Regions from separate parts of the Homo sapiens genome. Here regions 1 and 3 are each linked to region 2. The links are chromatin loops, found by intact Hi-C in ENCODE. Cell type or tissue: B cell. All regions are shown on one strand.

The links. A loop is a pair of places that touch in the nucleus more often than their neighbours do. Peaks named below come from ENCODE experiments on the same cell type or tissue, not always from the same donor. Only the 100,000 strongest peaks of a DNase experiment are listed, where the experiment ranks them.
Region 1: a loop joins it to region 2, with 5 times the contacts of the local background. A loop is called at or near these places in 4 of 110 quality-filtered maps.
Region 3: a loop joins it to region 2, with 11 times the contacts of the local background. A loop is called at or near these places in 3 of 110 quality-filtered maps.

Annotation. Positions count from the first base shown.
Region 1 is chr3:186,527,275-186,532,274 of GRCh38, forward strand. No RefSeq gene overlaps it. Among named protein-coding and RNA genes, the nearest start is that of CRYGS, 15 kb to the right of the region's middle. In B cell, a CTCF peak has its summit at 2,200 (motif pointing right); a DNase peak (open chromatin) is centred at 2,067; H3K27ac peaks cover 272 bases.
Region 2 is chr3:186,359,749-186,364,748 of GRCh38, forward strand. DGKG (diacylglycerol kinase gamma) reads right to left here and starts at 2,486. Exons shown (of 25, transcript NM_001346.3): 1 at 2,198-2,486. RefSeq lists an enhancer at 1,254-1,771 and a silencer at 2,556-2,645. In B cell, no CTCF peak of the experiment used is centred here; DNase peaks (open chromatin) are centred at 1,262, 2,403 and 2,523; H3K4me3 peaks cover 1,922 bases; H3K27me3 peaks cover 3,264 bases.
Region 3 is chr3:186,257,740-186,262,739 of GRCh38, forward strand. DGKG (diacylglycerol kinase gamma) reads right to left here. Exons shown (of 25, transcript NM_001346.3): 15 at 3,960-4,039; 16 at 2,700-2,774; 17 at 115-200. Among named protein-coding and RNA genes, the nearest start is that of DGKG, 100 kb to the right of the region's middle. In B cell, CTCF peaks have their summits at 2,001 (motif pointing right) and 2,200; DNase peaks (open chromatin) are centred at 1,992 and 4,067.

The DNA.
Region 1 (5,000 bases), 170 kb after region 2:
GTAACTTACAAAGAGGAATAACTATCATAGGAAATGAACCCTTATGACTAATAGCAGTCACATTACTTGAAAGCCAAGTCAGAATCAGAGGTTTGCCTGAGAAACATGGAGCAGGATGAGGGATATTAGAGGACTCAAGTGTCTGACAGCTAGAAGCTTGAGTCCATCAGCAGTAGGTGAGTGTCCTGCTTGCTCCTGCCCAAGGGACAGCGACATCTAAAGGCACTAGCCAAGGCTTCCTCTTTCAGGAACAACACCTGGACATACCCACCTACTCATCCAACCTTGGTCCCCAGGACTCAACTTTTCTTATATTCTGTGGCTGGCCATGCCCCTTCTGTTTTTTGACTTGTTTCTGCATATAAGACATTTTTTGCTTCCAATCAGGATACAGTAAAACTGGAAGGATGGGGAGCCTATCTGTCTTATTAAGATGACTTTGAGGATCTCTGCTATATCCTTGATAAGGATACTTGATAACTTTAGGTCTTCAAGAGGACTCTTGTTTCTTTAAATTCCTAATGTATCAGTACTGGCAACAGTACACAAATAACCTGACACATAGTAAGTGCATGATAAATGCCCATTTAACAACAAACATTTACCCCGGTGATATGTGGGCAAAAGACACAGTCCTTGACCTCAAGGAGCTCACAATCTAAAGGAGATGAGAAACAACTACTCTGGATACTATGGACTGAGAAGCGGTGAAGCTGGAGTGTCACAGGAGCACTGAAGAGAGGTATGTTGTCAGAGAAGCCCCTGAGGGGACATCTAAGCTGTTAAAAATGATAAGGAGAAGACTCACAGAAAAAAAAAAAATGTAGGGAGGGTTATTCCCAGTGGAAAACAGCATGACACCCTTGGAAAATTATGTGATTCACTGCAAGTATATTCGATCGGAGGTGGGAGTCAGGGTACTGGGGGAGTGGAGAGCTATGAACCTTTGTGCCAGGTGGAATTAAGGGGCCCCTCTGCAGGCCTTAGGCTTTCCCAAGCCCCTTCCTCCAGCGGCGCTGCAGCCCCTTGCATTAGTCTGTTTTCATGCTGCTGATAATGACATACCCTAGACTGGGCAATTTACAAAAGAAAGAGGTTTAACTGGAATTACAGTTCCATGTGGCTGGGGAAGCCTCACAATCATGGCAGAAGGCAAGGAGGAGCAAGTCATGCCTTACATGGATGGCACCAAGCAAAGAAAGAGAGCTTGTGCAGGAAAACTCTCCCTTATAATAACCATCAGATCTCACAAGACTTACTATCACGAGAACAGCCTGGGAAAGACCCACCCCCATGATTCAATTAACCTCCCACCGGGTCCCTCCCACAACACATGGGAATTCAAGATGAGATTTGGGTGGGGACACAGCCAAACCATATCACCCCTCATGCCTGCTGGATGCCTCTGTGTACTGTGTCATGAAGTACATATGTCATGGTCCAGGAAGTTGGGATTTTGTTTGGCAAACACTTGGAACCCAGAGGATTAGAAGGGTTTAAATTAAGGATTTGACACACTCATGACTGTGTTGTAGAAAGAATGCTCTGAAGGCAGTGAGGTTCTTGATTTTTGAGGAGTGACAGAGAAGGCTGTGAGACCTGTGGGAGGACACACCAAGTACGTGTGCAGAGGCACAAGGCAGAGAGGCAGAGGATGGAGGATGGCTTTGAGAAATCCACAGAGGGTGGATTGGACAGGATTTTCTAACCAGCTGGATATGAGAGAAGAGAGGATAAGGACAGGATGATGGCTGGATCTTGAAGCTAAGAGAGAATGAGTCAGGAGAGGTAGATTTGGAAGTCATATGTAGGAAGAGAGGAAAGCTAAATCCATGAGAGAGTCAAGCGTGAAGAGGACCAAGAACAAAATGTCAGGGAACCCTGATATATTCAAGACAGGAAGAAATGTGCTGCAGTGGGGAGGAAGCTGAACAAACGTCTTTCTTTTCTCTACTAAGTAGAAGGTGGAGGTATCTGTGGAGGCCAGGCCATGTGATGGGGGGGACTTGGGGAGAGTGAGGAGGAAGCAGCTGCTGCTGAGAGTGGGTGAGGAAGCTGACTGGGGACATAGAGGAGGACTGCCAAGCACGGGTTGTTTTCTCCTGCCCTGACAGCTGCTGTCAGTCAGGGGACCAGATGGAATAATGAGGTAAGATTCTCCCAGCACAGAAGCTACACCCTGGGAGCAAAGCAGGTACTTCTAGTAAAGAATTTATTCCTCTGAACCACCAGAGGGCCACTGGTGCCTGATGGAGTAATTTGGTTACAGGAGTGTAGGAAGAAACTGTGAGATGTCCTCCCCAGTTACGGCCAGGAACAGGTCCTCCCTAACATTTGCAGACCTGGAGCAAGAATACAAACGGACGCCCACATACGCGACGTCTAAACATTTAGAATCTGTAAATTAAGCTATTCCTAGTGCCAGTCTGCATTCCTAGCTTGCAACCCAGAGGCAAAAGGAGCCAAGCCCTCCCCTAGGCCACCCCTGCTAACTGTGAACCTGGGAGTAGCTCAGATCTGCTGGGACAAGATGGCGCTAAAGCCGGACGTGGATTCCAGGACTCCCAGCTGATGACCTTCTGAACCCAGGATAGAAACTAACACAATCAAGATCCCCAGGAAGCCAAGGCAAATAGGTTTCACTTGTCATTTTCTCAACTCAGGATTTCCAGGTATTTCTAAGGACCTGCCAAAACTCCATCACTGGAGCAGAGAGAGGGGAAAGAGCACAGTTATCTTGGGGAAACTAGCCTGGCTATACACCCACTTTGGGTGGTTTGAAGCAACTATAAACCATAGTAGCCTTTCTGGAAACAACTCAATGTCCTTTAACTAGTGAATGGTAAAACATAATGGAACCAGCCTGACCAACATGGAGAAACCCCATCTCTACTAAAAATACAAAATTAGCCGGGCATGGTGATGCATGCCTGTAGTCTCAGCTACTCGGGAGGCTGAGGCAGGAGAATTGCTTGAACCCAGGAGGTGGAGGTTGCGGTGAGCCAAGATCACGCCATCACATTCCAGCCTGGGCAACAAGGGCGAAACTCCGCCTCAAAAAAAAAAAAAAAAAAAAAAAAAGAAAGAAAAGAAAAGAAAAAACAATGGGATACATCCATACGTACAGTAGAATGTCTACATACAGTAGAATAATACTCTAATAAAAAAGAACAAACCACTGTGCATGCAACAACATAGATGTATCTAAAGAGCATTATTCTAAATGAAAGAAGTTAGACACAGAAGTCTACATACTGCATGATTCCATTTACATGACATTAAAGGCAAGCTATGGGGAGAGGAAACAGATCAGTGATTCCACAGCAGGAAGTGAGGGGGCAGGGACAGAGATTAACTGCAAAGGGACATAGGGAGTTTAATTGGGTGATGAAAATGTCCTATGTTTTGATTGTGTTGGTAGTTAGCCAATTGTATGCATTTGTCAAAAGTCAGCAAACCAAACACTTAAAAAGGGTGAATTTTATAGTTTGCAAATGATACCTTAATAAAGCAAACCCCTCAAATAAGTAATTAGTAAGCAATTGATCAATCAATCAGACCCTCTTTCTCTAGTTTCCCAGAGAAGAGGCTGTGATTTTCTCCTTTCACCCACCTCCCTACTTGAGCATTCAGATCCGTATCCCCTAGTCTACAGAGTGTATTCCAGCCCATTGCCCTCTCCCATAATTTCCCTTCGCCCAACTGGTTACCAAACCAGACAGAGAGAGACAGAAAGATTTAGACAGGAAAGACAGAAAGTGTTTTTTTATTGTAGATTTTGAGATATGTAGGAACCTCCCCAAGGCAGAGAAGGGCTCCTCTTCCCAGGGCCTAAGGACAGTGTGAGAATGTCACTGCCTGAGAGAATCTGCTTTGATAAATCTAGGCATAGGTCAACTTTTAACATCCTATGGATTTTTCTCTCATTTAACACACAACTATTTGATAACAGACATTCTATGAACACTGAATTTTTGTTGAAATTTTGAGTGTACATTTTAAAAACAGTCCCATGGTCATTTAAAAGTGAATATTTTCCCCTAATCTACTGGTTGTGCAAATTTGAAATTTTTCCTGATTAGATTTGCTTAAAAGGAAAGGTGCCTGAAGAGTATGCCCCGAACCTCCATTGTGCTCTGCAGATCTGCCAAATTCATCCTTCCACTATGGCAGGACCCAGACAGAAACCAGAGAAATGGAGGGCAGGAGGGCAAAAGATCAGCAAAACCATGGATAAATACATTTATTATTTTTTTAATCTAACTTTAAGTTCTGGGATACATATGCAGAACATGCAGATTTGTTACATAGGTATACATGTGCCATGGTGGTTTGCTGCACCCATCAACCTGTCATCTAGGTTTTAGGCCTCATATGCATTAGGTATTTATCCTAATGCTCTCCCTCTGCTTGCCCCCCACTCCACGACAGGCCCCAGTGTGTGATGTTCCCCTCCATGTGTTCATGTGTTCTCATTGTTCAACTCCCACTTATGAGTGAGAACAGGTGGTGTTTGGTTTTCTGTTTCTGTGTTAGTTTGCTGAGAATGATGGCTTCCGGCTGCATCCGTGTCCCTGCAAAGGACATGAACTCATTCTTTTTTATGGCTGCATAGTATTCCATGGAGTATATGTGGCACATTTTCTGGATAAATACATTTCTATTTGTCTTCCAGGTGCATACTCATAGACATTCACACTTTCCCCCAACTCTAGCACTCCACTTCCCACTTGTATTTCACTAACATTACTTGAAACCATAGGGTCCACTGAAAGCATGCCTTAAACTTGTGTGAGGAAAATGGCTTTCTTGAAATTGTCACATCACAGAGAAGACTTTTGGCATGAACCCCCATCACACCAACAGGCTGGTCTTAAATATGGGGGTCTAGAAAGTCTGTAATCCACCTGAAAGTCACAGAGCCTTTTCTGTGATTCAATTTATTCATGAGTAAGATGGGAATAATGATAATTATCTCCTGTTTCTCACATAATCATGGT
Region 2 (5,000 bases):
AGATGGAAAGGAAATATGCCAGTATATTAACAGTGTGGGATGGGAGTGGTAGGATCATGGGTGATTGATTTGTTCTTTGCATACTTTTCAACTTCCCAATTTTTAGGCAATGAACATGAATTACTTTTATACTAAAAGAGTACATTATAATGATGTAATACAATAAGATATACATTTTAAAAGTTTTAAAGTTTTACCACAAAGAAAAGGTACTTCCCCGCCCTTTTCCCCCTTCTCTTCCAGGGGAGGAGATGGGGCCAGCATCCACCAACTCCCATCAGTAGGAGAGGGGAGAGTTGCTGGCTTCTGGGTTCTTTCCTCGCAGAGGCTCACACATGCACAGCCTGGGCCTCTGGGAGTGTCCGGGTTGGAGGGATCCTCACCATCTGTTGATGGTGTTGTGTGGGGAGTTGGAGCAGTTGGGGGAGCTGGAACAGATGATCTTAGTAGTTACTCCCATCTCTGAGAGTCTAGATTTCAAGACACGCTGATGTTTGTCGTTTTCTCCCCATGTCTCGGTTGATCTGAACCAACCACTCCATAAAATTCTAAGGTAGGAAAGACTCATCTACTAGCTTCCCACCCTAAAGCCCCTCCCAGAAAAATACCTGTAGTAATGCCTATAGTGCTGGGTGTAAACGTTAAGGGTGATTGGCAAAAAAGACATAGATCAGGAGTACGACCGGGAAGTTGGCTTAGTTGCAGCCGTTTTATTTAAGGAGTATAATTCATATTCGGAATGGAATCTCCAGCAAATGTAGTCTTTTAATATGACAAACAGTTAAGTACCTTCCCATGTTAGACACATGCCTGGAATGAGAGTGAGAGGGACATAAAATATAAAGGGGTGTGTGTCTGTGCCTGGGTTCATGACCAAACCTCGACATTTGCCCTCTATGATCTAATTTCCTTCATTGACAACCAGGGTGCCCTGTGTGCCAGCAAGTGGCTCTGCCAGCTGTATTTTACAGACAGAGAATCCCAAGCACCAAAATAACAAAGTTGATTCCCCCATCCAGACCAGAGGGGTCGTTTCCAGTCCTGTGTCCTGACCACTGTCTCTCATCATGACCCCTGGTGTTCACCTCCAGATCCAAAGTGTCGTCGCCAAGCCCCCAAAATAAAGGAATGACAAACAGCCCTCCCAGGCCCTCCTCCCCACAGAGAGGTCATCGTATGCTAATGAAGTCCGAGGAGGCAGCGGCGCAGCGCGGGAGAGCGCGCCCACGGGTTCACAGCGCTCCCGGGCACCACTGCGGCGCAGCCACAGATCGCTTCGCGCTGCAGCAGACGCTCCCGCCGCGGGGGGCGACTGGGGGAGGGGTCTCGACCGCCACCCTGAGTTCCGCAGCTCATCCCTCCCATCTGGGAGGTGGTTCTAGCTCTAGTCCCAAGCTTTCCACTGCAGTGATGGTGGGGATGGGGGCAGCACGTCAAATCACCTGTAGGGCTTTTTAGAACTCCACAGCCCCCTCCCCTAATTCTATTCCACTAGTTCAAACGAAGAAAATCTCAGACTAGGCAAGGGGAGGTGGACCGGTGGAGTCTGCGAAAGCACCACAGGTGACTCCGGGTACGCACTCCTCAGGACACAAGCACACACACGGACACATCTTGTGACTCTGAGACTACACAGATCAACCTCAGATTCGACCCTTCCCTCCTTTATTCTCTGAGGTGTCCGTGTTCGCTTCAGCTTCCCTTTAAGTCGCCCTGCGCAGGGGCTTTGTGGAGTGCCCCCAAAGTCCTAGAACCCCGCGGGACGGTCGGAGGCTTTGGCGGCCAGACATTAGGAAAAGCATCTCCTGCTTCTCGGACTGCCTGGAGCGCGAACTGGATATCAAGGAGCCAAGGTTAAGTCCAGAAGAAGAAGGAAATCCGACCAGTTGCTTTAGCAAACTGCCTGGAGCAAGGCCGCCTCCCACCCGCACAGCTTTGAGGCTTGAGGGGGCCTCTCAGTCGCAGAGAGAGCCGAGCCCCACCCTGTGCGTTCCCCAAGCCTGCACCCCTCGAGCGGGGCATCCCTTCCTGCAGGGCTTTGTGGCAGGTGGAACTGTCGGGGTGGGCGCCGTGGCTTTGGCTGCAGCCCCTTCCCTGGCCGCGGGACCGGCTCCCGCTTTGCCCTCCTTTACCAAGTTGCTGCACCGGGTGCTCCCTGAGCCGGGGACCCCCTCCGCCGCGCCGGCCGCCGTCTTACCTCACCAGGCAACACTTGGTTGCGCGGTGGCCCGGGGCGCTCCTTCTTCGCGGTTTATTCCCTTACTTGGGAGGAAAGAGGAACCGAGAGACAGAAGGGGGACCGAAGCTGGCCTCTGGGCGTCTTCCCGCCTGCGCAGCCCTCTCGGGGGAGGGGGATGCAGCCCCAGTGGGTGCCGCGGAGACCAGGCTGCCAGGCTGTGGTTGGTAGCGCCGGGGTCTTCACCCTGTGCTCGGAGTTCAGCAGCTCCAAAGCTGTCTATCTCCGTGGCCCGCTACTACGGCACTGCGGCTCTGTGCCCTGCCCCTCGCAGCCTGGCAAGTCCAGCTGCCACTCTCACTGCGGAGCCCTGCCCCCGGGCGCAGAGCCCGCCCCCGCCACACACACCGGCGCGCGCGCGTACACACACGGCACACACAGACACGCGCTTCCACACATGCACACGCGTGCGCACACACGAATGTGGATCCGCTCGATGGGAACCTGACCCCCTTTGGTGCAACTAGGGCGCGGGCATCATTAGGACGCTTTTTACTGACAGGGCTTCGGTTTGGGAGGAGGAGTTACAGGCTTAGGAGTGTGGAGAGGATGCAACAGTGGTGGGTACCAGAGGGCCCCTGACCCCGGAGGCAAAGGACAACTGTTTGACAAATAAATACCGACTGGGCGTTTCCTTTTCTCAACTCTGGTCAAGGCTACCGTAATATCCCGACCAAATCGAAGAAAAAATAAAAATACAAAATCAACAAGTTCTCTTTGTTTCCCAGGAACTCAGTATCTCTAGGATCCAAATCACTAGCCCTGTCCAGAGGGTCATTTCTGACAACCTTGACTTCGGTGGCAGTGGATTGGTGGCAGTTCAACTCGAAAAGGTTTTCCCCTCGTAGCCTGGTGGAGACTGGCACAGCCTGCCTGAGCTGGACTCTGTTGGATGGGTCGGGTCTCTGGGTGTGTTTAATTCCCATTCTCCTTTGCTTTTAGGTGACCTTGGACTGTATTCCTGCAGAATAAATAGATCTCTTCTTTTTTTAAAATGTAGAAGAGCACAGAAAAGACGCTGGGGTGAGGGGTCGGGGGGAATAGGGGAGCTACATTAGCCAAGGCACTATGACTTGTTGCTTCTCTTTCCATGACGTGCATGTCCACGTGAGGGGGTGATGGTGGTGGTGACACTATTTCAGGCATGTCACACAGCAAGATGACTGCTGTCCATTTCACACCACATTTAGAGTCATTAGGAGTTTAGACTGTCATCTTTAAAATATGTGGAGTTTACTCATTTCCACAGCCGAGAATTCTTTTCTGCCAGTGGGCAGTGAAGGTCCCCGGGCCAGCACTGCAGCCAAGAAAAGCTTTCCGCAGAGTGTGGAGGCGCCGAGGGGCTCTGGGTGTCTGTGCATTTGGGGAAGAAGCCTCAAACACGAATGTCAAACAGCCCTGAGGACCCTGTTGGGTGGTGTCCATACTAGGCTATCTGCAGGCAGGCTGGTGAGACAGATGAGAAACAGAGCTGAGAGATCTCCTTAAGATTCCACACAGTGATGAAGACAGAGCTGATACCAGAACCCCGTGTTTGCGACTCCTCTTATCCTCTGGGTCTTATCCATTCTATCACCCTGGGTGGCTTCTCAAAGTTTCCTTCAGCTAGGCTGAAATAATCTTGGTGAGGGTGCCTTCAAAGTTCTTCCTTGTCCTTTCTTTTTTTCCTCTTCAGTCACTGACTCATTCATTTTACAGCTATTTATTAAACTCCTACTCTGTCTTCAGGTGCTTCCCCGTAACTCCAGTCCTGGGCCTTACTTGGGAGGAAAGAAGAACTGAGAGACAGAAAGGGCTTAGAACTGTCCTCATCCCTGGAAGAGAGGAGCCCTGAGCACAGGTTTCTGGTATATATTTTCACTCTGCTAGGTTGCATGGATGTGGAAGACACAATCCTTGCTTTTTTTGACTGCATGCTCAATGGAGGAAAATGCACATACATGTCACAAGAAAAACATTCTGGCTGTCTATTCTTGACTCCTTCTAAAGAAGGCTAAACTGAAGGAGACCCTGTGTTTGGCTGAGCATCATAATGGACTTGGGGTACATGTTTGCAAATAGGTGTTAGGACAACATTGAGTTGCTCTGCCTATTAGGACAGGAAGGAAATAAATTGAATGGAACAAATGAAGAAGACATGCAGAGACTGAGTGTGGAGCCTTAGCTTCGTTGAGAGCACATTGGGGAAGGGTAACGAGAGGGGAGGAGCTCTGAGGACAGGGTTGCCAAGCAACTTGCCTGAGAACAGGCAACAGGGTTGCCAAGTTGTCCAGGGATTTGGACAGGGGAGATGCTTGCAAAGATTGGTAAGTAGTTTGCTGTGGGGTGGGCTATGAAAGCCCCCGGTCCTATGAAAGAAATCATTTGTAAAGTCAATATTGTTCATCGGTTTGCTTGCAAATGGATTCCTTTAGGATCAGGATGGAGCCAAATGATGCATCTGAGTTGCTGCAGAAGGAGTTCAGAGAAGGCTGTGTGGACTGAGTTACATGCTAATAACATGGAGGAAAAGGGTGGTAGTAGAGGCTGAAGCAATGTGGAAGGCAAAGAGGGATGGGGCGGGAAGAAGCACCAAGAACAATTAGTGCTAATGGAGGCATCATGGAGGAGGTAGGGTTTGCGATCGGATTTTAAAGGGGAATAGAGATCTCACTTAAAGATCAACAGGACAAGGGCAATCTAGGCTGGGAGAAAGCAAAAGCAGAGACGTAGGACAATTCATGGTGAGTTCTGGGTCTTCCCAGCACAAGAAAAGAAGGCTGGG
Region 3 (5,000 bases), 100 kb before region 2:
GATACAAGGATGAACAGACATGGCTCCATGTCTCTTTCTTTTTTATTGCCTTCTGCTGATTGTAAATACGCTTACTATAAATAAGCAGCAAACGCCCTCTCAGCCCATGCTTACCAATGCAATCCAAAATCCAGCCAACTGTCCCATCTCCACCACAGGCCAAAACACGGAAGTCTGGAGTATCACGGAAAAAGTTCAACCTGGGAAGAAGAAGAAAGGCCAAAATGGGCTTGTTACTAGGTTGCAGCTGACATTGATACATGTTGAGTCAGAGTCTGCCCTGTTCCCCAGGAGTATGTTAAGACCTCGATTCCTTTTGTGGTTGAAAGGGTCACTCAATGTTCTGAAACCAGAAGTTACTATGCAGTGCCTTGAATATGGAGCCAAGGCCAAGGGGGCCATCCTTGTGCAAGGATAATCTGACTCAACATTCGACACAAATGGAAAATGGTTTTCTAGAAATTCTGTACTAGTTACGCAGAGGAGTCCAGAGTTTTGGCGTCAATACAAATAGCCCCCAGTGTTTTCACTCCTCTCGGGCTCTCCTGCCTGCTCTGTCCTGACACCCGCCCTGGTAAGCAAGATGCACCGAATTTGCTGGATCTTCTCTTCACTCTCCTGTGGGCCACAGTGAGTGGAGTGATGCCCTTCTCTTCTCAGGAGCCTTAACCCTGGAGAGCAGGGTGCTTATACCTGGGGTCCACCAACCTCCAAGGGTTCTATGGATTGGATTCAGAGGGCCATTAACTTGGAGGAGAAAATAATACATTCTTATTTTCCCTAAGCTCAAACTGAAATTAGTAGTATTTCCTTCAATTCAGCATGTAGGCAACAGACCACAGAGGTTGGAACCATACCCATGACTTTGTCAGCGGTCAAAATCACAGCCATGTTAGTGTTTCATTATGGTTGTGACAGATGCCTCATACCACTGCCATGCTCATCACTGCTTGGAATTTACGGTAGTTATTAGACCCACTTCTGGGTCTTCCTATTTGACGTATTGGTGAAGCTCATATATTCTCATATCACTAATTTGTTTTACTGTTTTAATAACTGTTTTTTGATATGGTTTCCCTGGTCACCTTTTATTATTAAATTTATGCATTAAGAAATATTCCAAGAGGGGGTTTCTATGCTTCACCAGACTGCCAAGGGGGTTCCTGGCACAAAAAAGTTAAGAACCTCTGCTTTAGAATGAATGTGCCCTGCGGACACCTTGGGGGTGGAACTTGGGAAGCCTAAGGTCAATATTTCCAATCTGCCCAGCCTGGTGGTCTGAGAAGAGCCCTGGAGCTTTCAGAATCACTGATGCATGTGTAGGCAAATTAACATTCCTTCTCTTGCAGAACTCTGCTCTCCGACGGGACTCTCCGACGGGAAGTGAATTCTGAACAGACGCTCCCTCCAGCTAGGCAGCTTGTCTGATTAGAGAGTGACATGCGCATGAGAGACCCTCAGGGCGTATCAGCCCGGGAAGTAGCCACCTGGCTCGTCGTCTCAGATGAAAACAATTTAGAATACACGAGGTGAAGCTGGAGGACTGTCTGCCAGTTTTGACAGTGGGCTGGTAAAGGTGTCTGTGGGGGGCTGCTCCGTCACAAGGCTGTACTGTTCAGCAGTGATGGCAATCACGGTGACTGTGATGGCAACTGCAGTGGTGTACAGAGGTGGGCTCTGTTCTGAAATTACTTTTACAGGTAAATCATGGCAGGTGTACTGAATCCGCACTTATGTTTCTTTCTCTTTTTAACTGGGCCTTGTACTACCGCTGCCATAAACAATAGCTTTGGTGTCAGCCAACCAAAGACAGGGTCAAATTCTCTTTTCAGAGTCCTTACTCCAACCTCTCTGAGGGGTCTAGCTGAACCCGGAGCAGAAATCCTGGTTTGGAGGTTGGGCAAATGGCTGCGTGCTGGGCAAGCCCAGCCCAGAGTATGCAGACAGCCCCGGGCCCGGGGCCGGCCAGTAGAGGGCTCTCGAGCACCGGCCCGGACTGGGAGGAAGCCCAGGCTTTCCTGGCCTTCTAGCCCAGGTGCTGTAGGGGCCGCATCACAGAGACCTGCAGCTCACCATTAGCCGCAGACACAGGGACCACGCCTCCCACCAGGCCTCTTTACAACCCCATGCTAACGAGAAGAGAATAGCCAATGAGTAAGTGGCAGGAGGAGCAAAACAACCTCAAAATCGAATGATTTAGAAAACAAAAGTGATTCCATTGAACAAGTAATTGTCTTGATCCTAAAATGACCCCACAACGGAACACCAAGGCAGAACTCTGAGTCACTGTCTAGATTTCCAAACTGCTGACTGACAATGATAAGAAAACTTTCTCTTCTCTGATGATTCAGTATGAAGACACCAGCTAACAGAGCCTTGCAAATAAGTTAAAATAATTTACCAGCCTGTTCCTCCTGTCAATCAAATGAAAGGTGTGTGCAGTTTTCCCCCTCTTATAAAATAACTTTTTCTAGGACAAGCTACAGGAGGCCACTTCTCAAACAGAGTTAGCCTTCCTGGGCATCCTGAGTATCTCCAGGAGTCAGAGTCAGACGTGAGAAAAAGCAGAGAAAGGGAGTAAAATGGCAGGAAGGAACAAGTTGAGAGACGAAAGAAAAAAAAGGTGACAAAAGAGGCATCTTCATTGGAGTTTAAAAGGGAGGGGGAGAAATAAGAGGTAAAGATTGTGATCTCCATACCCTGGAGTAGGCCCCCCATTGTCCAGGTTGAAAACTTGTTTGGGGTTGAGCAGATAGTGGAATTTCCGAAGAATTCTATGGAAAAAAAAAGAAAAGGAGGGAGAGAGAGAGACAGAGAAGGAATATGTCATCGTGAGAAGTCACATTAGGGCAAACACCTCTGGAGCCCACTGGTGGCAGGGATGAGGGTTCATTTAAACCCCGGAGGGGAGGGCACTGCCTGCTGACCCTGGCGTCCAGGTTCCACCTGGCATCACCCGTGTTATCACTCCCGGTTCAAGGCTGAACTACCAACCTAGACTCCAGCTCCTAAGCCCAGAAGCATCGCCCCTTACAAAGAGGACAGGGCAGAGAAACCCAGAGAACAGAACTTTCATTCTAAAGCTTTATCCTCCACAGAGACCTTCTCCCAAATGTTCTGTATGGTCTAGGCAGTGTGATTCTGCCCTCTGCAGACTGTACAAAAGCATCACAGGACCCCCTCCTCCCCAGGGAGAGGCCCCCTGCAGTCCTGGGATCAGGAGGAAACGCAGGAGGTGGTGTTGGGCTGTGGGGGAGGGAGGGCGCTGAGAGGCCGTGACTGCACCCAGGCCTGCTTTCCTGGCTCCAGCTTGGAATTGTCAGGTCAGTTCAGGAGGGGTGTCCTGCCCCTTGGACAGGGGTGGGGGTCCTCATAGTTCTTGCTTTAACTCTACTAATTATTATTTTTTAACCTGGATTCCAGATCACGGTGCCATCTGTTAATGATCCCGGAATTGGGAGGCAGAGCTGCTTTAACCATTCTCCCTGTCCACCTGTGCTGTTCAGCAATTTCTAGCCTCCGCTGAACTGGGCATTTCAGCAAACTGATGAGGTGGATGCACTGGCTTCTCACGGGTGACGGTAGCCCAGCAGGTCCTAATCAACGGGCTGCCCATCATCTCTTAAATCAAGAGATCTGAGAGGCTAGAAAGGCACAGGCATCTCAGAGCGTGGTCTAACTCTAGTGGTCTTAATAATGGCTCACGTGGCAGGCTGTGGGCTAAGCACCGTGTCTGTTCTCACCTGTGAGAGGAGGAATGATAATTATCTCCATTTTACAGAGGGAGAAACCGAGGCCCGGGGACATTAAGTCACTTGGGCCAGGTCATAAAGTGGCAGGTGGCAGTGCTGGGATTTGAGTCTGCCTGTCTCCACAGCCTGCTGTGTTCCTGCCAAGGGGAGGAAGGGCCTGAGTCGTGTCGCCCTAGTTGCTCCACTTTGAAACAGAAGAGAACGTACCTTTCTCCTTGTCTCCCTCCACTCTTGGGGTTCACCAAGACCAGCAGGGGGTGGGTACCCGGGGTGGGGATGATCTTATACTTGAAAGGTAAAAGAAAAAGAAATTAGCTCTGCTTCATCCAATAGGGGGCGTGAGATGAGAGTTGAAGCCAAGACAGCTTCGGAGAGGCAGATGAGAAGCAGGAGGGCAGGCAGTCAGGTGTTTTTCCACTGGCTGAATTTTCGGAGGGGCTAAGTAGCTAAGTGTCTCCAGTTTGAATGGCCTTTAAGTAGTGTTAACGGAAATGAGGGTTTGAGGTCAGGATCAGCGATGGGACAATGATGCTGTAGCTTCAAATCATTCAACGATGACGTGGTCTTGTACCTACAGCACAAGATGAAATTTTGTGGGAGACACAGCTGAATATGATCTTAGAAAGCACGGCCGTCTGATCATACGCGTAAGTGAAATAGCACTCGTGGAGTGAACCACCCGCTTCCACCCTGGCGCCTTCCAAATGCTCATTTCCGGCCCCAGTTTCCTCCTGAACCCTGGTCCCACATTTCTCACTGGCCAGTGGGTAGTACTGTCGACTGGACGTCTCACCATCAGTACAAGCTCAACATGCCTCATACATGACCCATCTTCTCTCCCTATGAAACTCGGCCTTTCTCTTGGTTCCCTGTTTCTGTTATTCATCCATCCATCCAAGGAAGGTCTTGTCCTGCCAAGTCTTTCCCTGAAATGTCCCTTTACCTCTGGTAGCTGCCACAGCCCCATGCTGCTTGTGCCTTTCCCACCCTAGGTAAGTCCTGCACACCATCCCCACACAGTTCCTTCCCAGGACACCAGGTCAGCCATACCACTCTTGCCCAAAAACTTGTAAAGACATCTCATTATTAAAGGAGGATTTGGATTTTGTGGATAAAATGTAAATTTCCTAACCTGGCATCAAAGGCCTTTTCAGTCTAGCCCTATTCTACTGTTATCTCCTAATTCCTGCTAACCCTCAGCTGCAGGTGCAGCCAAGTCCTGCTCTTGCTCCTCTAGTAAGTCTAGAG